Regions from separate parts of the Homo sapiens genome. Here all the other regions are linked to region 3. The links are chromatin loops, found by intact Hi-C in ENCODE. Cell type or tissue: PC-9. All regions are shown on one strand. Links, peaks and the distances in the headings refer to the core of each region. The heading gives the core; the rest is flanking DNA.

Evidence for each region. Hi-C counts contacts between places; a loop is a spot of excess contacts. Peaks named below come from ENCODE experiments on the same cell type or tissue, not always from the same donor. Only the 100,000 strongest peaks of a DNase experiment are listed, where the experiment ranks them.
Region 1: a loop joins it to region 3, with 18 times the contacts of the local background. A loop is called at or near these places in 2 of 110 quality-filtered maps.
Region 2: it touches region 3 in a loop (11-fold over the local background); 7 of 110 quality-filtered maps call a loop at or near these places.

The regions. Positions count from the first base shown.
Region 1 is chr6:148,303,811-148,310,774 of GRCh38, forward strand. It overlaps a transcript of SASH1 not described here. Among named protein-coding and RNA genes, the nearest start is that of SASH1, 36 kb to the right of the region's middle. RefSeq lists an enhancer at 3,407-4,093 and a silencer at 3,643-3,937. In PC-9, for the core only: no CTCF peak of the experiment used is centred there; DNase peaks (open chromatin) are centred at 3,091 and 3,761; H3K27ac peaks cover 2,017 bases.
Region 2 is chr6:148,190,062-148,197,025 of GRCh38, forward strand. It overlaps a transcript of SASH1 not described here. Among named protein-coding and RNA genes, the nearest start is that of SASH1, 150 kb to the right of the region's middle. In PC-9, for the core only: no CTCF peak of the experiment used is centred there; DNase peaks (open chromatin) are centred at 1,910, 2,450 and 3,140; H3K4me3 peaks cover 2,329 bases; H3K27ac peaks cover 4,075 bases.
Region 3 is chr6:148,441,519-148,448,482 of GRCh38, forward strand. All of the region lies in intron 4 of SASH1 (SAM and SH3 domain containing 1), which reads left to right. Among named protein-coding and RNA genes, the nearest start is that of SASH1, 100 kb to the left of the region's middle. RefSeq lists enhancers at 75-369, 4,180-4,680. In PC-9, for the core only: no CTCF peak of the experiment used is centred there; DNase peaks (open chromatin) are centred at 3,753 and 4,283; H3K4me3 peaks cover 599 bases; H3K27ac peaks cover 3,205 bases.

The DNA.
Region 1 (6,964 bases), core at 1,346-6,345, 140 kb before region 3:
AAATAAATAAATAAATAAAATAAAAATACTCCTAAATAGTCAGTGGATCAGAGAAGAAATAACAAGGAATATTAGAAAATGCTTTAAGATGGAAAAATGCAATATACCAAAACTTATAAGATGCAGCTAAAACAATGCTCAGAAGGCAATGTATGGCTCTAAATGCCTATATTTAAAAGGAAGAAAGATCTCAAATTAATAACCAAATCGGGGGCCGGGTGCGATGGCTCACGCCTGTAATCCCAACACTTTGAGAGGCCGAGGTGGGTGGATCACGAGGTCAGGAGTTCAAGACCAGCCTGGCCAAGATGGTGAAACCCTGTCTCTGCTAAAAATACAAAAAAATGGCTGGGCGCAGTGGCTCACGCCTGTAATCCCAGCACTTTGGGAGGCCGAGGCGGGCGGATCACGAGGTCAGAAGATCAAGACCATCCTGAGTGACATGGTGAAACCCTGTCTCTACTAAAAAAATACAAAAAATTAGCGTGGTGGTGGGCACCTGTAGTCCCAGCTACTCAGGAGGCTGAGGCAGGAGAATGGTGTGAACCCGGGAGGCAGAGCTTGCAGTGAGCCAAGATCGCGCCACTGCACTCCAGCCTGGGCGACAGAGTGACTCCGTCTCAAAAAAAAAAAAAGAAAAGAAAAAAAAAATTAGCCGGGCATGGTGGTGGGCGCCTATAATCCTAGCTACTAGGGAGGGTGAGGTAGAGACTTGCTCGAACCGGGGAGGCAGAGGTTGCAGTGAGCCGAGACCACGCCACTGCACTCCAGCATGGGCGACAGAGTGAGACTCCATCTCAAATAAAATAAAAATTAAAATTAAAAATAACCAAATCTTCCACCTTAAAAAAAGAGAAGAAAAAGAACTTTTTAAAGACCTAGCATTAAAATTTTACAACTTCTAGAAAAGCTTATTAAAATAACTTCTACATTCTGGCCAGGTGCCATGGCTCACGCCTGTAATCCCAACACTTTGGGAGGCCGAGGCAGGCGGATCACTTGAGGTCAGGAGTTCGAGATCAGCCTGGCCGACATGGTAAAATCCCGTCTCTATTAAAAATACAAAAATTAGCTGGACGTGGTGATGGCGGGTGCCTGTAATCCCAGCCACTTGGGAGACTGAGGCACCAGAATCGCGTGAACCCAGGAGGTGGAGGTTGCAGTGAGCCAAGATTGTGCCACTGCACTCTAGCCTGGGCGATAGAGCGAGACTCAGTCTCAAATAAATCAATAAATAAATAACTTCTACAGTCTATACTACTCAGTTCCTGAATACACATTTCTTTAGAATGTATTCAGCAGTTTATCCCCTATTTATACACTTTTGGTCATTGTTCCAGAGTTTCTTTCTCATTAACATTCCTGGGCTGAGGCTCATTTCCTCAAGTTCTTTGCGTCTTTTGTCTACTGCTGCATGGGTTCCTGAGGAGAGTTAAAGGTTCTATTTGTTCCTGAGTTTACAATCAGAAGCTCACCAAAGCTCTTGCTCTGTGGAAACCTTGAAACTGATCTCTTGACAAGGCGCAGTGGCTCACGCCTGTAATCCCAGCACTTCGGGAAACCGAGGCGGGGGGATCATGAGGTCAGGAGTTCGAGATCACCCTGGCCAAGAGACCAGCCTGGTCAATACGGTGAAACCCCATCTCTACTAAAAATACAAAAATTAGCTGGATGTGGTGGCGGGCACCTATAATCCCAGCTACTCGAGAGGCTGAGGCAGGAGAATTGCTTGAACCCAGGAAACAGAGATTACAGTGAGCCAAAGATCGTGCCATTGCACTCCAGCCTGGGCGACAGAGCGAGACTCTGACTCAAAAAAAAAAAAAAAAAAAAAGAAAGAAAGAAAGAAAAGAAAATGATCTCTCTTTCAGTCAGGATTCAGCATTTAAACAACTGGCAGACCCAGTGAGTTTGACAAGAGTCAAATAAGGGGACTATTTAACAGAGCTGTGGGCAGGATTAAAGAACAACCAAAGATAGTGACGCACCAGAAACTAGCAACATCAGAAAGCCTTTCCTATGCTTAAGTCTGAAGGAGAAATTCGAGGAAACGGTTGTTAAATCAGGTACCAGAACGTTTATGTTTTAGAATAACTCAGGGAGTACAATGGGAATGTCCATGGCACAAAGAAATGATGAGTGCTTGAGGTGATGAGCCCCATTTATCCTGGTGTGATTATTATATGCTTGTATCAAAATATCTCATGTGCCCCATAAATATATACACCTACTATGTATCCATAAAAATTCAAAATTAAAACAATTTTAAAAAAAGAAAACAGAACCCTGGAAGAAGGAGTTACCTCTACTGATCCCTGGCCTTAGAGGGATGTAGCAACTGCTAAAACTTTGGCAGGTGGGGGGCACAGGTAAGAATAGACATAAATACCCTACCTACTTCTTTCTCTTTCCACTCGCTTGTTCTCTCTGCCATTGACCCAACCCAAAAGAAGCCAGAGAACCAGGAAGTCAGGATGCCATCTATAGATGTCCGCCTCTAAAGGGACAGATGGCAGAGATAGATCTGAGGGGAAGATGGAAATTAACCAGCACAAGTCTTCCAGCCAGGGCCACAGGCCTCTGAGCCCCAAGGTTCCAGGCCTCAGCTGGGTCCCAGGGAAACTCTTGTTGATTGGCAAGACTCTTCACCCACTGCCACTTCCTCTATTGCTGAGGTTGCTTTCTGCTTCCAATATTTTGTGTTCTCAAAGCAGCTGCTACTTCAACCCACACTAAGTTTCTCCAGGGAGTCTTCAATCTTGCTGTGGTAGGGGAGGCATCCATCCACACTCCTACTTACAGCCCCTCTTTTGTTTTATTGAAGCAGTCTTTCCCTCCTATTCGCACAGTCTCCTCTCCCTAGAAACACACACAAGATTCTCCCGAGCTGAGACAGGGTCAGGTTTTCTTCTTCATTCCTCCTTTCCCCCTGAGAAAGAGGCTGTAGAACACATCACCCAACAGCCCATGCAGAACCCCTGTGTCTCAGAAACCAGCTGCACTCAAGAATTGGGAGAGCTTCATCCTGGCCACAGGAATGGGAATGTACCTCTAGGAACTCACTCTGTGCAATGTGCTCAAGCAGAGGTGGGTCAGATGACCAGGCCTTGGTATTTGTAAACATATAGGGTGACAGTTCCTCTTAGTCATCCTTGAGTGACCCAGAGAACTGGCTGCTTGTCACATCCTCAGCACAACCTACCTTTCTCTTTCTTTTCTTTCTTTCTTTCTTTCTTTCTTTCTTTCTTTCTTTCTTTCTTTCTTTCTTTCTTTCTTTCTTTCTTTCTCTCTCTCTGTCTCTTTCTTTCTTTTCTTTCTTATTTTTTGAGACAGAGTCTCGCTCTGTCATCCAGGCTGGAGTGCAGTGGCTCAATCTTGGCTCACTGCAACCTCCGCCTCCCAGGTTCAAGCGATTCTCCTGCCTCAGCCTCCTGAGTAGCTGGGATTACAGGTGTGTGCCACCATGCCTGGCTAATTTTGTATTTTTAGTGGAGACAGGGTTTCGCCATGTTGGTCAGGCTGGTCTCAAACCCCTGACCTCGTGATCTGCCTGCCTCGGCCTCCCAAAGTGCTGGAATTACAGACATGAGCCACCGCACCTGGCCAGCACAACCTTTATAGGCAACTGGAGAGGAAGCTGGGAGCCCTACCCTAAAAGAGCTTACAGTATAATGAGGTGCCAAGCCCATTAAATAATAGCATCCTCCTGGAACAAGATATTTATGAAACAGGTTCCGTGGCTGCCCCAAGGCTCCAAGCATCTGATTGTATTTATTGTTATTCCACCCCTTGCTGATCCCAGGCTTCAAAGGTTGATGTATGACTGATCCTAAGAATCCAGCCCTACCAGAATGACCTGTCATCTCCCTTCTGCTGCTTGTTGAATTAGGCAGCTGCTTGTTGAATTAGGTTATTAAAATGTCTGCTCAGCCTCTTAGTCAACTTAACTTGGCTTTATTTTGGTGGAAAGCAAATCACTTAGTAGAATTTTGCTTAATTGGTCACTTGGCTCAGGGTTTGATGACTTTTCCAGTAATATTTGCACGACAAATATATTTTATTTAATTCTTTTCTGAAATAATTCAGCTGACTCTGAATGGTCAAGATGTGCAAAGCACTGAAGAGGCGCCATGATCCTAGCAGGAGATCTATGGTAATATGAGGGCAGAAAACACGGAAGAGAGACAGCCTGAACACTCACAGGTTTACCATAGAGATAAGCAAGAAGTATAACCAGCCACTGTGTCCTCACTATCTTTTTGATCTCTTTCTTGGGTATCTCTGGATCCATCTTTTTCTCTGGATTTCTAACCTCCATGTCCCTCTTTCACTTCTTCTGTGGTGTCTCACATGTGTTTGTGTACGTGTGTGTATGCATGCACACATCCAAGTGTATATATGTATCGCACCTTGGGCAAAATTTAATAATGGTGTTTTGCCACAGTTAAAAAGATATTAAATCCGCCCCCCCCAAAAATGTATAATAATGGGTAACAATACGGCATTTTAAAGAACTTGCTCTGTAATGGGTCCCAGGCAAAGAACTCTTCAGGTATCATATCAGTTGTTCATCAAAAACTTAGGAGCTTTTTTTTTTTTTTTGAGATGGAGTTTCACTCTGGTTGCCCAGGCTGGAGTGCAATGGCGCTGCCTTGGCTCACTGTAACCTCCGCTTCCCAGGTTCAAGCAATTCTCCTGCCTCAGCCTCCCAAGTAGCTGGGATTACAGGCATGCGCCACCATGCCTGGCTAATTTTTGTATTTTTAGTAGAGATAGGGTTTCACCACGTTGGTGAGGCTGGTCTCGAACTCCTGACGTCAGGTGATCCACCCACCTCGGCCTCCCAAAGTGCTGGGATTACAGGTGTGAGCCACCGCACCTGGCAACTTAGGAGCTTTTTAAAGTATTTTCTGCTTTACTGTCTTGTGATGTAGTTTCTCATGTCTAGAAAATAGAATTGTTCCTTGTCAGTCCATAAGATTCTCTTTCTCTGCCAGACGCAGTGGCTCATGCCTGTAATCCCAGCACTTTGGGAGGCCGAGGTGGGTGAATCACCTGAGGTCAGGAGTTCGAGACCAGCCTGACCAACGTGGCAAAACCCCATCTCTACTAAGAATACAAAAATTAGCCAGGGGTGGTGGCACACGCCTGTAGTCCCAGCTACTCAGGAGGCTGAGGCAGGAGACTCGCTTGAACTCCGGAGGTGGAGGTTGCAGTGAGCCAAGATTTCACCATTGCACTCCAATTTGGGTGACAGAGCAAGACTCTGTCTCCAAAAAAAAAAAAAAAAAAAGATTCTCTTTCTCTAAATGGTCCCATCAGGAATGGCTTGGTGCTTGTAGTTATGCTGCCTGGGGGGAAAAAAGAGTACAGAATATTCGGTGAGAACTGAAGGTTATTATAATCCAGAAAGAGTGATGGAGTATAAAGACAACGTCTTTTCAAATAGACTTTGCAAGACTTTCTGCCTTTTCAGTGGTAAAGGCTAAGCAGTGGTTTGCTGGCTTTGCCCTCTGTGGGTTACAGAAAGGCCTTTGCTTATAAATCCATGGAGCTGAAGGTCACATGAAGGGCTTGCCTGCACTAGCTTATTTACTCTAGGATCAGAATCAAGACCTCAGTTAATCTCAGTTACACTAGTGTGGCATATTTCCCACCTCCACCCATATCCACCCACTAGTTCTGGCCCCAGATTGTCTCTGAGCTGGCCCTGCCCACTGGTCAGAACAGATTGGCAAATGATCATTCCTTAGGACAGCCCTGGCTTGTACAACAGGCAGGAATGAGGTCAGAAGAAAGGCTATTGTCCCCATATCCTTGGTAGATGGAGGCTTATGTTACCTTCTCATGTTGCTTTAAAAAAAAAAAAAAAAAGCTAGTTCCTCTCTCCTTGTATTAAAAGACTTAGGGTATGAAGGTCAATTGTAAACATTTGACAGGTGACCTTTGCCAGCATGTTGGGTGGGTCAGAGCTCTAAACACATACACACCATGTACAAGGGTATCATTCATTTCTTGGGCAAAGGAGAACAAAAACTGGCGAGTTTTGAGTAATTAATATCCCATCTTCCATTTAAATGTCAACCTAGGAGTATTCAGTGAGGACATATGATGTTCAAGGCACCATGTGGGGGAATGTAGGGAAGTCTGGCAGAGTTTAGAATCCAGTAGAAAATTAAAAATATAAACAAGCATAGTACAGGAAGTACATGGTAAAACTTAGCCTCTAGGCTGGGCCTGGTGGCTCAGGCCTGTAATCCCAGCGCTTTGGGAAGCCGAGGAGGGTGGATCACCGGAGATCAGGAGTTTGAGACCAGCCTGGCTAACGTGGTGAAACCCCGTTTCTACTAAAAATACAAAAATTAGCCAGGTGTGGTGGTGCGTGCCTGTAGTCCCAGCTACTTGGGAGGCTGAGGTAGGAGAATCTCTTGAACCCAGGAGACGGAGGTTGCAGTAAGCCAAGATTGCGACACTGCACTCCAGCTGGGCGACAAGAGTGAAACGTTGTCTCAAAACAAAACAAACTTAGCCTCTAGAATCAAAAAAGCCTCAGTGCAAATCTCTGCTGTATCTATTTAACAACTGGTGCTGGAACAATAGGACATCCATATGTGAAAAAAAAAAAAAAAAATAGATTGTAGACCTCAATGTAAAATCACTGTGACTGTGGTAAATAAGATTTTGTCACTAAAACAAGATATGATTCATAAAAGAAAACATGGATAAATTGAACTTAGTCAAAATTTAAAATTCTCCTTGAAAGATGCTATAAAATGAGAAGGCAACCACACACTGAGAGAAAATATTTGCAAAGTATGTATTTGATAAAGGACTTGTATCCAGAATATATATTCAGTTATCTCAAAACTCAATAACAAGAAAATAGCATGATTTTTAAAACGGGCAAAAGATTTAACAGAACACATGAAAAGATACTCAACATAATTAGTCATCAGGAAAATGC
Region 2 (6,964 bases), core at 649-5,648, 250 kb before region 3:
CACCTTGACTATGGTCTCACCAGCACACCCCACTGTCCCAGACCACAGTGGCCCCTTTGATGCCCAGCAGCTCTCTGCTTCCTCCATGACCTCTGCAAGTAGGAGAATCTTTGTGGAGGCTGTGAATCCCAGTCCCATCACTTCTCTTCCTGTGACATCCCTTAAGTCTTCCTTCCTAGGGTCTTCTGCCTCCCAGAAGAAAGCCGGGGAGCCATGCTTCTCTACGACCTTTGCACCTCGCCCTCCTCCTAGACCAGGGGAAGTGTTTTCCTACATGAAAGCACCACCACACCCACCATGGCTTGTTTCACAGAGACATTCTTTCCTCAAATTCCATCTCCCCTTTGGAAATCAGGCTTTTAGAAAACACCAGGAAGCCTTGCACGCTAGGTCTGTTTTCTACCATACTAAGGCGCGGAGGCATGGAGAGACATAGGAAAAGGAGAAAAATACACAGAAGGAGAAAAAGGGGGAAAAACTCTAAATTAAAACCTCCGAACCCTGTTGCTAATATGTATGGTAGTGATAAACATAGCACTTTGCATTCCTCAGGAGCATCTAGCCTGCTCTTCAAGAAATTGAATCAACATCGGGCAAAGAGAAGAAACTTGGGGTTTCTTTTTTTATTTTATTTTATTTTTTTTTTTTTGAGACGGAGTCTCACTCTATTGCCAGGCTGGAGTGCAATGGCACGATCTCGGCTCACTGCAGCCTCTGCCTCCTGGTTCAAGCAATTCCCCTGCCTCAGCCTCCCAAGTAGTTGGGACTACAGGCATGGGCCGCCACGCCCGGCTAATTTTTTTTTGTATTTTAGTAGAGACGGGGTTTCACCGTGTTGACCAAGATGGTCTCAATCTCCTGACCTTCTGATCCACCCGACTTGGCCTCCCAAAGTGCTGGGATTACAGATGTGAGCCACCACACCCAGCCAAACTTTGGGTTTTCAATGCCTTGGTTTTGTAAGAAAGGGGCAGGAAGGTTAAAGGTTCATTTTCAAGGCACCACTGACTCACCCTTTACAGATTGCTCTTAAAATCATTTTAATTTGTTAGAAAATGTAAATTGATTTTGCATCCTTTTTCCTGTAAATTGTCTGCACACAAGTAAAAGTCACTAATACTCAAAAAGACTTTTTTTTTTTTTTTTTTTTGAGATGAAGTCTTGCTCTGTTGCCCAGGCTGGAGTGCAAATGGCACTATCTTGGCTCACAGCAACCTCTGTCTCCTGGGTTCAAGCGATTCTCCTGTCTCAGCCTCCCAAGTAGCTGGGAGTACAGGCGGATGCCACCATGCCTGGCTATTTTTTTTTTTTTGTATTTTTGTGGAGATGGGGTTTCACCATGTTGGCCAGGCTGGTTTCGAACTCCTGACCTCAAGTGATCCACCCGCCTCGGCCTCCCAAAGTGCTGGGATTACAAGCGTGAGCCACAGTGCCTGGCCTAAAAAACTTCAATAACTCTCTCTGGAAAAGAATCAGTATTTACCTGTAGAGCCACTTTTGTGCTCCAATGACCTTAGCTGAGTTCGTCATAGGCCACATGGGCTAAGCTGGTGTCCCTCAATTTAGTAAAACACAGTCTATAAAATCCCACACTTGTAAAACACTCATTTGGCAAGTGGTTTTGCAAAAGTTGTAAAAGCTTACAAGTGGATATGCCAGGGATTCCTTTAAGTATCAAGATGTCCTTGAGTTTTCCAAAAATATGACTCAATTTAGAATCATGGAGGTATTGTAGCTTTTCAAAAGTATATCTTTGTAAAAGTACATGTGCCTGTACTCAGTGAAATGAATGTTAAGCCAGATAGAACATGAGATTTCACCAATAGGAAAGAAGAAAACTCCCTGCCAGACCTAAATAGTTGTTTCACCTATTTGGAAGAGTTGCAGAGTATGCAAAAGTGACTCAGCAAGTCACAGACACCAGCACAGAGGTGGACTCGGTTATGAGGCAGGACTCGTACAACAGGTTCTGAAGGCCCAGAGGTTAATGAAGTGGTTAAGCTAAGGGTAGCCCTCCCCAGGCTCCTGAGGAAGGAAAGTCAACAAGGACTTTTAGATATCTCCCCAGCAAAATCATATATTTCCTCTTGAAAAGTTACTGTTTTTTGACCAGGTTTGCATTCTTCTGGGTCTCTTGGTTTGTAAATAATTGTTTTCGTGCATTTAAGCAGTTAATCTGGCAAAGCTAATACTAATTTGACATAGCCAGGGACTAGAGAAAATGCAGTAGACATAACTGTTTTCCTGGGTAAAATTTTATAAAACTAAACATTTTAGAAAGCCCTACTCATGTGTAGATGTGGGAGGGATGGACTCTCCCTGCAGGAGAAAAACTGTCCAAGTGGTGAATTCCACATTGGAACAATATGATGTTGGCTTCTGATTTTCCACTCCAGGCTTTGGAGGTAAAGCTCAGCATTTGACCGCAGTTATGTTGTGCTACAAAGGGCCAGTACACAGTAAGGCCTGTGGACTTAGGAACTGGCAAAGGAAGGGAGATGTGGTTAGAACACTCAGGAGAAGGGTTATTAAAGGGTAAAAGCAGTTTTTGCATTTGAGTTTTTCTTTTCTTCATAACCTTTCGCAATTTCATTGGATCCAAATGTCCGAGAAACGTTCATTGAAAGTGTAAAGTCCACAGAAAGAAAGGACCAGAATTCTTCCAGGTCTCTCCCATCAGGCTTCATCTGGGTTCTACCTTTCCATTTTTGTTCCACTTGCAGGAATGGTGGGTAGGAGCGTTAGACTTCTCTGTTTATAAGAATGTTTCTTTTGAGTATCATTAATCAGCACGGATGAAGATGAGTTGTGCCTGAGATGATAACCACAGATCCAGCTCTCAAGGATATTTTGAGGACGTTCTATCTTCTCCTGCCTCTTTTCAGAAAAAAGTGAGAATATTATAAGCACCTATATTTTTATATGGCTGTTTAAAATCCTAATTGACCTGTTCTAACAAAGTAGCACGGAGCATGAATCACTTGGTAGCCAACTTTGGTTAATTTTGCCTGCAGGATTGCCAGAAGTTGCCTTCCTGAGCTTGCACTTCTACTTGCATTCCAGGTGTCCATTCTTGTGTACCGAACACACCTTAAAGTGAGCTGAGAGATTTATAATTACTAGAGTCAAAAAAAAATGCCAGAAGGAAACGTCACCACCCACTGAAGGATTATTGTTGGCATGATGACTGAGGCGTGGCGCCTGTGCACATGGCAGTGTCAGTTGCCTTGTCATAAGTGGCAGTAATGCTAGGGGATACTTTTCTTCTTTGATTTATATTATTATCTTCTTGAATGAGACATATCTCGATTTTGAATCATAACTGTGAGAAATGCCCACACCCTTCTTACCTCCACATATGTAAATTCCATTTCTCCCAAGACTCCCAGCTATGAGAGAATGCAACAGTCAATATTATGAAAGTGGCTTGGCTAAAATGTTTGCTTCCCTGTGCTCAGTCACTTGAGCAGCACAAGTGACACATTTGACAAGGCAGAACAAGAAATTTATCCCTTCACTATGGAGCATTTTACAAGGGAAGCTGAGTTTTGGAGCAAACTAATGGTAAGTTGAATAAAGTGTTTAAATATCAAGGACATCATGCTGGGCATTTTCCTTGTGGCTTTTTATAAAATAAGATGAAAGGGGAATTTATAATCAAAGGATTGTACTCTTGCTTATTACTTTAAGTGAAACGTGCCTTCTACATATCAAATTTTGTTAGTGATAAATGGCTTTGAATGAATTGTTTGGCAGGAACTTTTTCTAATTCTATTGATGAAGAATACTAACAGCTATGGGCATGTAAGGCTTTATGACTTTGTGGAAGCAATATGGTTCACTAGTGGAAAGGAATTATTCTAAGGTAGATTTTTAACATAAATGAAGCATTTCTTGGAACTCTGTGTTGGATTTTTACTTTTGGTTTTCTTTAACTGTACCTCTTTTAAGATTTTCTCTAAGGTGTGTATACATAAACATGATCAGAAGGGTGTAATAAAGGAGGATTCTAATGTCTAAGACTAACCTTTGTGATTTCTGAACTGAACATATTCGTACCTGCCATTTTCCCTTTATGTGACCAAGAACTGCTGAGTTTACTTTAGATGACTTGGTACAGTCTTGAATGCATCAAAGAATGCAGAGATTCCCTGACTTTGGTGATTCTAGATGATCATGTCATTTTATAGTGGAGTAAACTGAAGTCCCTCTATCCAAACAACCCATAGTCTGGCTACAAGATCACAGACCCCACCCCCCATTCCAGTGGGTTTTTTGTTTTTAGTTATCCTTCACTGTCTCATAGCATAAAATTTCATTTTGTTTTCTCCTTTCTAATGTAAATTTCAGCTTCATTGGAAATAGAAAATTCTGTTGCAAACAGGTAATTTTTAGATTGGATGGTATAACAAATTATCTTTTCGTGGCAACGATGTGACTCATCTGTCTTTTCCCTGGCAGTATGACCTATACTACCATCTTTTATGACACTAAGTTTATTCTGTGAGCATACTGAAACATTGGTTTCTAAAGTAGTCACTTCTATTCATTAAAGAATGTTCAGGTCCAGGTGCGGTGGCTCGTGCCTGTAATCCCAGCACTTTGGGAGGCCAAGGCGGGAGGATCACGAGGTCAGGAGATCGAGACCATCCTGGTTAACACGGTGAAACCCCGTCTCTACTAAAAATACTAAAAATTAGCCGGTTGTGGGGCGGGCTCCTGTAGTCCCAGCTACTCGGGAGGCTGAGGCAGGAAAATGGCGTGAACCTAGGAGGCGGAGCTGGCAGTGAGCCGAGATCGCGCCACTGCACTCCAGCCTGGGCGACAGAGCGAGACTCCGTCTCAAAACAAAACAAAAAAAGAATGTTCAGTATCTCTGATGTCTTAAATTATAATGCTATATCTGAGCTGGTAAGCCATTCTGTGTGATGTCTTTGGAGAAAGGAGGGTAAAAAAATGTATTATTATTTCTAAACATAACTAAAAAGCACAATTTTTAGATCAATATTCAAACATTTAATACATTTACTTTTGTTTATCCAATTATTTCACTCGTTTACTTAGCAAGCACATCAATATATTGTATTCTGGAAACTCAATCATTTCTATGCTCTTACAATACTTAGGTTTTTTTAAATGTCTTTATTTTTATTAAGAGTTCATTTTGACAAACTATAGAAAAATTAAAAAGGTTTTTTCTGCATGTCCTCCAGGCAGAGAGGAACATCTGTGCTCCAAGGAGCTGGGAGCTGATGTAGCAGCAGGCTCTGACTGGCTCCAGAGTCCTAAACCTATGGGGACTGGGCAGAGGCCGATGCTCAGGAAATACACAAAGGACTGAGACGTAGGCATTGGTCCTGTCCACCCAGAACTGCTCAAGGAGTTTTCCAAATCAGATAGTCACATGAGAGAACTATCGGACTTATAAGCAGCTACCATGCAAATTCAAGGTAGCCTCTTGTTTTGTTAAATCATGGTTGTCCAAACTGCCATTTTGAAAATTCTCCCCTCATTTTGAAACTCTCTTTCACCCCGGCTCCAGCACTGCCACTACATGTGTCACCAGTTCCCCTGGCAGGTGGGTGGTGGCTTCCCGTGAGAGAGCTAAGTCAGCAGCCCCAGAAGGTGCCTCGGGGAGCTGGTGGCAACTCATTAGCCTCTCTTACGCGCCTTTTAGTCTGTGTCATGGACAGATTACCTGCCAGCACAGACACCCAGTGACAGGCACAGCCCAGGGCAGGAGGGACTGCAATTTACTATGAACCAATGGCTACTCAACCTGTGTGAACCAACAGAAATGGATTTTGGAGGGCCTGGTATATTTCCACAGTGGCTTTCTATCATAATTAATGCACCCAACCTCTCCTGTGGTCAGCAGGTTGTTATCTGAACTGTGTAGATTGTGAGACATAGAGATTTAATAACAGGCTTGGTGCTCTCTGGTTAATGAGTGGGCTGGGAGTGAGAAATCTAAGGCTCTGGTGATTTCCTACAGAATGTTGGACATTGTCTCTCAGCCTTCTCCACCAGGAGGATCAGAGTGGTTCTTCCATCAAGAGTTCTCTCATCATTTTTTGCTCTTAGTGCATCTGAGTTCTTGAATGTCTTCACTCTTGCAGAATATTGGAGTCACTTAGAAGTTCACTTTCATGTCAGACATAACTGGATCATGCTTCTCTCAAAGAGGATAATAGTAACCCCTGGGAGCTCAAATTCAGAAGCTTGCCTCCAAGTGCAGCTTTAAGTCTCAAGGCTATGTGCTGGTCCAGGACAGTTGGTAGATTAGGTCTCCCCTTGCATACAACCCAGTGAAACAATTCAACCTAGCACAGCTTCAACAAGCACGAACCATATATGAAAGTGCAGGTAGCAGAGGGCATGATGGCCATGCATGATTATTTGGGGAAAGTGGACAGTGGTAACTCTCTGCATAGTCCTGTCTGATCATCTCCTCCCAAGAGACCCCAGCCATCTTTCTTTGCCACCATCCTCTTTCTCCCAGTGAGCTCATCTGAATACCTGCCTCATTGAAGCATCAGGCAAGTGCTCATCGAGCCCAGCCTCTATGACTAAATCCGCTGTTTCTATGGAGAATACAGAGGAAGAAGACGTGATCTTGACTCAGGAAGGTCAAAATATAATTGTGAGATAAGACAAACATCCATGAAACAATTAGAGAACAGAATAATATATAATTGAGTGGCAGACGGCATGGTTCAGAAATTAAGTGGAATAGCAAGTCTGAAGTCAGGGAAGTCTGTGAGGCCCAGAAGAGTCAAAGAAGGTTTCATGATGGAAATTGATGGATAGAATTTGGAAAGGAGAGGGATAGGCATCCAGATGAAGGAGATGATGGTGTCGAGTAAATGCTGGGAGGCAGAAACGCCTCTGGTGACAGGATACTGCTGAGTGATTGAACAGGAAATGGATGTGAGGGACTGGGGAAAGATAGAGAATGGAGCAG
Region 3 (6,964 bases), core at 1,031-6,030:
ACCTAGTAATATGGAGGCTGAAATAGACAAAAAAGGCTCAAGTTGACATTGACTTTGAACTTGGAGGTATTGTGGTGGGGTAGAAGCATCGAGTGAACGGGCTGTAGCTTTTCCTGCCCTAGTTTATTATGTGCCATGATTCAGGCTGAGAGCTCAGGTGTTCCCTCAGAATCTCTGAATCCTTCAGGAAACGAGAAATGTTTGCTCTTCCTCCTAAGAGGAAGTGACTCACCAAATTTGTACTAACCTTAGTTAGGCTGGGTAGTACTTCTTCCCCTCAATTGTGGAGAGTCATTCTTTCCGTGTTTATATCCTTTACTTAGTAAAATGTGGCATGGCTCTTGTGGCTGAGAGAGACTGATGGCCTCCTCTGAGGTTAACAAAAAATTTTAAACACACGCCCACTGTCTCCATTTGTAATATTGTCATTTTGCCTCTGTAATTTTAAGTGGTTCAAACTTAATGTGTTTCTAAACAATTTGAAAGTTTAAAAACATTTTGTCCTTTATTTCTCTGTTAATGGCTTTTGAAAACTATGCTATCCTTTGCTTTTAACTTAAAAACACTTTCTTTTGAAAACTTTTATGGCTGGGTGCAGTGGCTCAGGCCTGTAATTCCAGCACTTTGGGAGGCTGAGGTGGGAGGATCACTTGAGGCAAGGAGTTTGAGATCAGCCTGGGCAACATAGTAAGACCCTGTCTGATCCAGCACCAGCCCCCCGCCCCCAGCCCCCCCAAAATTAGCCAGGTGTGGTGGTGCCCACCTGTAGTCCCAGCTACTCGTGAGGCTGAGGCAGGTGGGTCCCCTGAGCCCAGGAAGTTAAGGCTGCAGTGAGTTGTGATCATGCTTGGGTGAAAGAACAAGACCCCATCTCAAAAGAAAAAAATATTAAAATAAATTTAAAGTTACAGTAAAGTTTCAAGGATTGAGAATTGTGCAGTGAATGTTCATGTAATCTTCACGTGGGCCACCAGTTGTTGACATTTGCACACTCCTGAGCTTTCTCTCTCTCTCTCTCACACACCCCCTGCCCCCCACATACACCACCATTAATTATTATTACTGCTGGCCTGTTTGAGAATAAATGGTAGACATCATGATTGTCACCCCTAAATGCTTAAGCAAATATTTCCTAAGGACAATGACATTCTGTTACAGAATAATATAGTATAATGACCAAATACAGGAAACTTAATAACTTTTTCTAATACATAGTTTCTATTCAAGTTTTTCTTTTTCTTTTCTTTTCTTTTTTATTTATTTATTTATTTTTGAGAGGGAGTATCGCTCTGTCGCCCAGGCTGGAGTGCAGTGGCGTCATCTCGGCTCACTGCAACCTCCACCTCTTGGGTTCAAGCTATTCTCCTGCCTTAGCCTCTTGAGTAGCTGAGATTACAGGCACCCGCCACCATACCCGGCTACTATTTTTTGTATTTTAGTAGGGACAGGGTTTCACCATGTTGGGCAGACTGTTCTCGAACTCCTGACCTCAAATGATCTGCCCGCCTCAGCCTCCCAAAGTGCTGGGATTACAGGGATGAGCCACCGTGCCAGCTGTATTTGTTTTACTAATTGTCCCAATAATGTCTCTTTTAGCAGTGTTTTTCCAATCCAGCACTTTTTAGAAAAAAAAAAAAAAAAAAAAAAATGGCTCACGGCATGTTGGTGTCACGTCTTTTGTCACATTTAATCTGAAAGGGTTTCTTAGCCTTTTTCAGAGTGTAAGCTAGTTGTTTGATGAAGTATTTGTTGTTTAGGGTTTATTTGTTTTTGTGTTTTTTTGCGCCACAGTGCATTATATCGGGGGCCCGTGATGTCCGTTTATTTCATTATTAGTGATATTAATTTTGGTCATTCACTTAAGGTGGTATCTGCCAGGTTTTCTCTGAGAAGTTACAATTTCTTCTTTGTAGTGAATATATATATAATATATATATTATATATAATACATATTATATATTTTTATATATATTTTATATATATGTATGTATGTATATACATATATTGTGAGGTGATCCTCTGAGACCGTGAAACTATTATGTTTCTCATCAAACTTTTACCTGTTGGTTTTAGATTCTTTCCATGATTCTTGCCTGAATCAGTGTTACTGTGATGGTTGCAGAAGGGTGATACTTATTCTTGCATTGATGATTATTTTGTATAAAATCTCCCAAGAGGTTTTGTGTTTAAATTTCATTTGCTTTTAAAGATGTATCACCCTGAAAATCCTAAGTCAGATTATAATTTGAATAGGTTTGATGCATTGTCGCTATAGAATAATTTATACATTGTATTTGAAGATGCAAATAGACAATCTCACTATTCCCTTACATCAAAATGCTTGCTGGGAGCCTTGCTGTTGAGTACAGGACCCTCAAAGGGTGACCTGGCGAACCAGTTGGCTGTGTCTGGTTGGTGTCTGCAAAAGTCTCTGCCAACCAAAATATCATTCTGCGTCAGAGTGGTGTTCTGTGGGCAGAAGTTTTCTCTGCTTTTTATTCCAAAAACAAGAGAACTTAGAAAACACATGTGGGCAAGACCTGCAGGGGCCCACCCTTAGAAGCAGAAATGCAAAGAAGGAGGCAGCGTGGAAGCTGAGCACTGCTCCTGCGACTCCTGCCTCGCAGATCCAGTCTCCCAGCTTGTCTCAGGGACCCCCTGTGTGCACGCCTCTGTCCTCCTTGCCCAGCTGAAACCTATTCTAAGGGAGGTATCTGGCCTTAATTATGTTTCAAATGTCTGTTTCTAAAAAATAACATCACTTCTGTCAGTAGTATTTAGCATTTAACAGGGTTTAAAGTCTCAAGTCACAGGAAGTTAGCTCTGACCAGAAGAGGGGGAGGGAGAGAGACAAGCAGTGAGATTTCCGACATACCTGGCATCTCAGCATCTATTGTGGATGCCCCTGCCAAGTGGGGCTGCTGACCTCTAGATGTGCTTGACCTGCATATACAAGAGGTGGGTTGATAGGTAGGTGATAGGTAAGTAGGTGTGTGGAAAGAAAGAACAGACCCTCCCTACCCCATTATGAGTTTGGTGGGGTCCCCATTCATCCTTATTTTCTTACACTATCTGGTCTCTCCATATGCTTTCACTGGAAGTTTAATAAAGAAGGCCAAGGGAGATTTCATTTGAGCCTCTTCTCTTTATATCTATCTACATCGCTTATTGATGAGACTATCTGTTACTGGAAGGGGGTCCTGATCTAGACCCCAAGAGAGGGTTCTTGGACCTCATGCAAGAAAGAATTCAGGGCAAGTCCATAGAGTAAACTGAAAGCAAGTTTATCAGAGAAGTAAAGAAACCAAAGAATAGCTACTCCATAGGCAGAGCAGTGGCATGGGCTGCTCGACTGAATAGACTTACAGTTGATTTTTGATTATATGCTAAACAAGGGGTGAATTATTTATGAGTTTTCTGGGGAAAGGGCAGGCAGTTCCCAGAACTGAGCATCCCTCCCTTTTTAGACCACATAGGGTAACTTCCAGATGTTGCCACGGCACCTGTAAACTGTCATGGTGCTGCTAGGAGTGTCTTTTGGTGTGCTATTGCATTATAATTCACATATAATGAGCAGTGAGGATGACCAGAGGTCACTTTCATCGCCATCTTGGATTTGGTGGGTTTTGGCAATCTTCTTTACTGCATCCTGTTTTATCGGCAGGATCTTTGACCTGTATCTTGTGACACCAGTCCTGCCAACCTCCTGTCTCATCCTGTCACTAAGAATGCCTAGCCTTCTGGGAATGCAGCCCAGCAGGTCTCAGCCTTATTTTACCCAGCCCCAGTTCAAGGTGGAGACGCTCTGGTTCAAATGCCTCTGACATACCTGCTTTATTGCTCAATCTCGGATTTGTGTCAACTGGCTGAACAGGTGAAATTAACTAATTTTCTATTACCAGACACTTTTAAGAATATTTAGAGGGTAAGGCTTTTCTTGAGAGGGCTGGGAAATAGCTTTATAACTACAACAAATGAGTTTAGCTACGAGTCGCAGAAAACCTGACAAATAGTGATTCCTTAGACACATCTGAGTTCCATGAATGGGTCCAGGGCTGGCTCCATGACTCAAGTCGGCCTTCAGAAACCCAGATGGCTGGACTGCTTTCTTTTTTCTTCTTTCTTTTTCTTTCCCGTCATAGCCTCAAAGTGGCTGCTGCATCTTCTAGGTGGGAAGAAAAAGCAGGGCGAAGAGAGGGAAGAAGGCAGTAGGTCCCAAGGCTAAACCTTGTGCTTTGCAGAGCTTTCCTAGAAACCCTGTCCACCACATTCCAGTGTGTGCCACTCATTTCCTCGTGCAGCAGCTGTTTGCTGACCAACTACCGGTTGTAGAAGGCTCCCTTCAGGGGGCCCAGGATATAGTGATGGACAGAACTGTCACGAGCTTACGTTTGAAGGCAGGGGCATATACTAGAACAAAAATTACATATTTAAAGTCATGGTATGGAGAAAAATAAAGCAAAGAAAGGGGACCCAGAATTGGGTCACTTGACCACCATAGCTATAAGGGAGTTTAGAGAAGTGAGCATTTTTAACGGAGCACATTGCTATCCTGAACAACATAGGGTTCTTTTTTTTTTTTTTTTTTTTTTTTTTTTTTTTTTTTTTGAGACGGAGCCTCACTCTGTCGCCCAGGCTGGAGTGCAGTGGCGCGATCTTGGCTCACTGCAAGCTCCGCCTCCCAGGTCCACGCCATTCTCCTGCCTCAGCCTCCCCAGTAGCTGGGACTACAGGTGCCCGCCATCATGCCCAGCTAATTTTTTGTATTTTTAGTAGAGACGGGGTTTCACCGTGTTAGCCAGGATGGTCTTGATCTCCTGACCTCATGATCCGCCCGCCTTGGCCTCCTAAAGTGCTGGGATGACAGGCGTGAGCCACCGTGCCTGGCCAGGGTTCTTTTCTTAAGGAAAGAGGGTGAATAGACATTGCGTAGGAGACTAGCAGTATTTTCTATGAAAAGTTTAACTTTTATTTGTATGCATGTAAACAAAGGAATCTGAAAATTACCTAGATGTCTGACAAGCTGTGTGTCAAGATTCTTTAGTGTCATTACATTCAAGGAAGCCAACTGTAGGGAGGGCCACCTGGCTATTTTGTAATATGTTTATGGAGGAAATCTTCATGGGGTGGTTTATATAGACTAAAAATTGAAAAGGCATAGACAGGTAATAATAGGTGATGCTTATTGAGTTCTTATTATGTGCCAGGAACTGAGCTAAGCACTTAACATTGACTCACTTAATACAAAAATCCTACGAGATGACAAATGGTATGATTCCCATCTACAAATGCAAAACTAAAGGACAGAGGTAAGTTGCCCAGGGCCACACACTTACTAAGAAGCAGTACACAGATTTGATCCCAGTTAAGAACCCATAACCCTAACCACAGAGCTGTAATTCCAAAGTCCTTAGAATGCATTGCTTATGCAAATACAGAGGCTAGTGGCAAATCGTGTTCGTTAGCATCAAATAAACAGCAGCAGGTAAAACCTACACTTCAGGGCTCCCTTGAAAATAGGAGCAAATTCTACCCTCATCCAGATATAAGCTAGGTCCCAGTTATTTATCTGTAGAGGCAGGAAGGTCCAAAATAAATCTCAAAACTTCACCTAAGCCAATATTTATAACTTCTTTTCTACTAAGTCTTTCACTGGAGTTGAACATTCACTGATTTAGTTTCACTTTTTTTCATTATCTGTGGCTACACTTGAACTATTTTATGGTGAAAAAGTCCAAAAATATATAGCACGATGGAAAAGGAAGGTAAATAAAAGTAGAGAAGGCCAATAGAGCAGTGTTCTGTGGTGAAATAAAGAGGATCGAATATAGTTTATAAATGTTCTCTGCGGACACTTACTCTCCTTGGACAATGCTTCGCTCTCAGGTATGTTTTATCTGGCAAGCTGATTACTCTTTTGATAATGTCAGCTTTCCTTTTCTCCCTCTCAAAGATCTTTGTCTTCACCCTCTTTCCTCTGACTGCAGGGAAGAAGTCCCAGCACACACATGCCTGTTGCAGTCCCTCCAACTCCCTGCTTTGGATCATCTGCTGCTCTCTTGATTGCTTGCACCACTGATCTGATCTTGTCGTCATCCTCCTCCCCTTCCTTCTCCTCCTCCTCCTCCTTTTCCTCCTCTTCTTCCTCTTGTTCTTCCTCCTCTTCTTCTTCCTCTTCTCCTCTTCCTCCTTCTCCTCCTCCTCATCCTCCTCCTCCTCTTCCTCCTCCTCCTCCTCGTCCTCCTCTTCCTCTGTGGTCTGCCATCCACCTACCTGGCCACCTTAGCCCTTGCTATGTGCTCCCTAGGCAGAGCAAAAGCCGCTGCAGTTTCTCAGACAGGCCCTATTCTCCCAGGGCGTGCTGAGCCTTGGAAATGCTGCTCCTTCAGCGGGATACTCTGTCTCCCACTCTCACCATTACCCCCCGCTGCCCACTCCCCGACCTTTCCCTGGGCAAGCTCCATTCAATCTTAAAACCTCAGCTCTGGGGTTGGCCCCTCCCAGAATTCTCCCGTAATCCACAGACTTGAGGTGAAGTGGCCTGGTACTTGGCCTCTACACCCCCTGGACTCTCCTGCTTCTATTGCAGTGGAGAGAGTGTGTGTGTGTGTGTGTGTGTGTATGTGTGTGTGTGCGTGCGTGCGTGCGTTGTCACCTTCCACCCTGAACTCCTTGAGCCCTAGATCTTTTGCTTCTCTCCTGGCACACAGAAGATATTCCATAATGTTGAATAAATCGATTGAGTGAGTGAGCATGCACAAACATGCTTAGGTCTTCTTTACTCTAGAAAAATCTTCTTGCCGTTCTTCCAGACTATGTTTCTTTTTCTCTCTTTCCCTAGTTGCTAAACTTTTGCCATGAAGCCTGGCTCCTGTCTTCATTCCCTGATGAAATGTTATTTCAGAGGTCAGTGGCTTCATAGGAACCTAACCAGAGGCCTCTCCCCACGTGAGTCCCTGTTGCA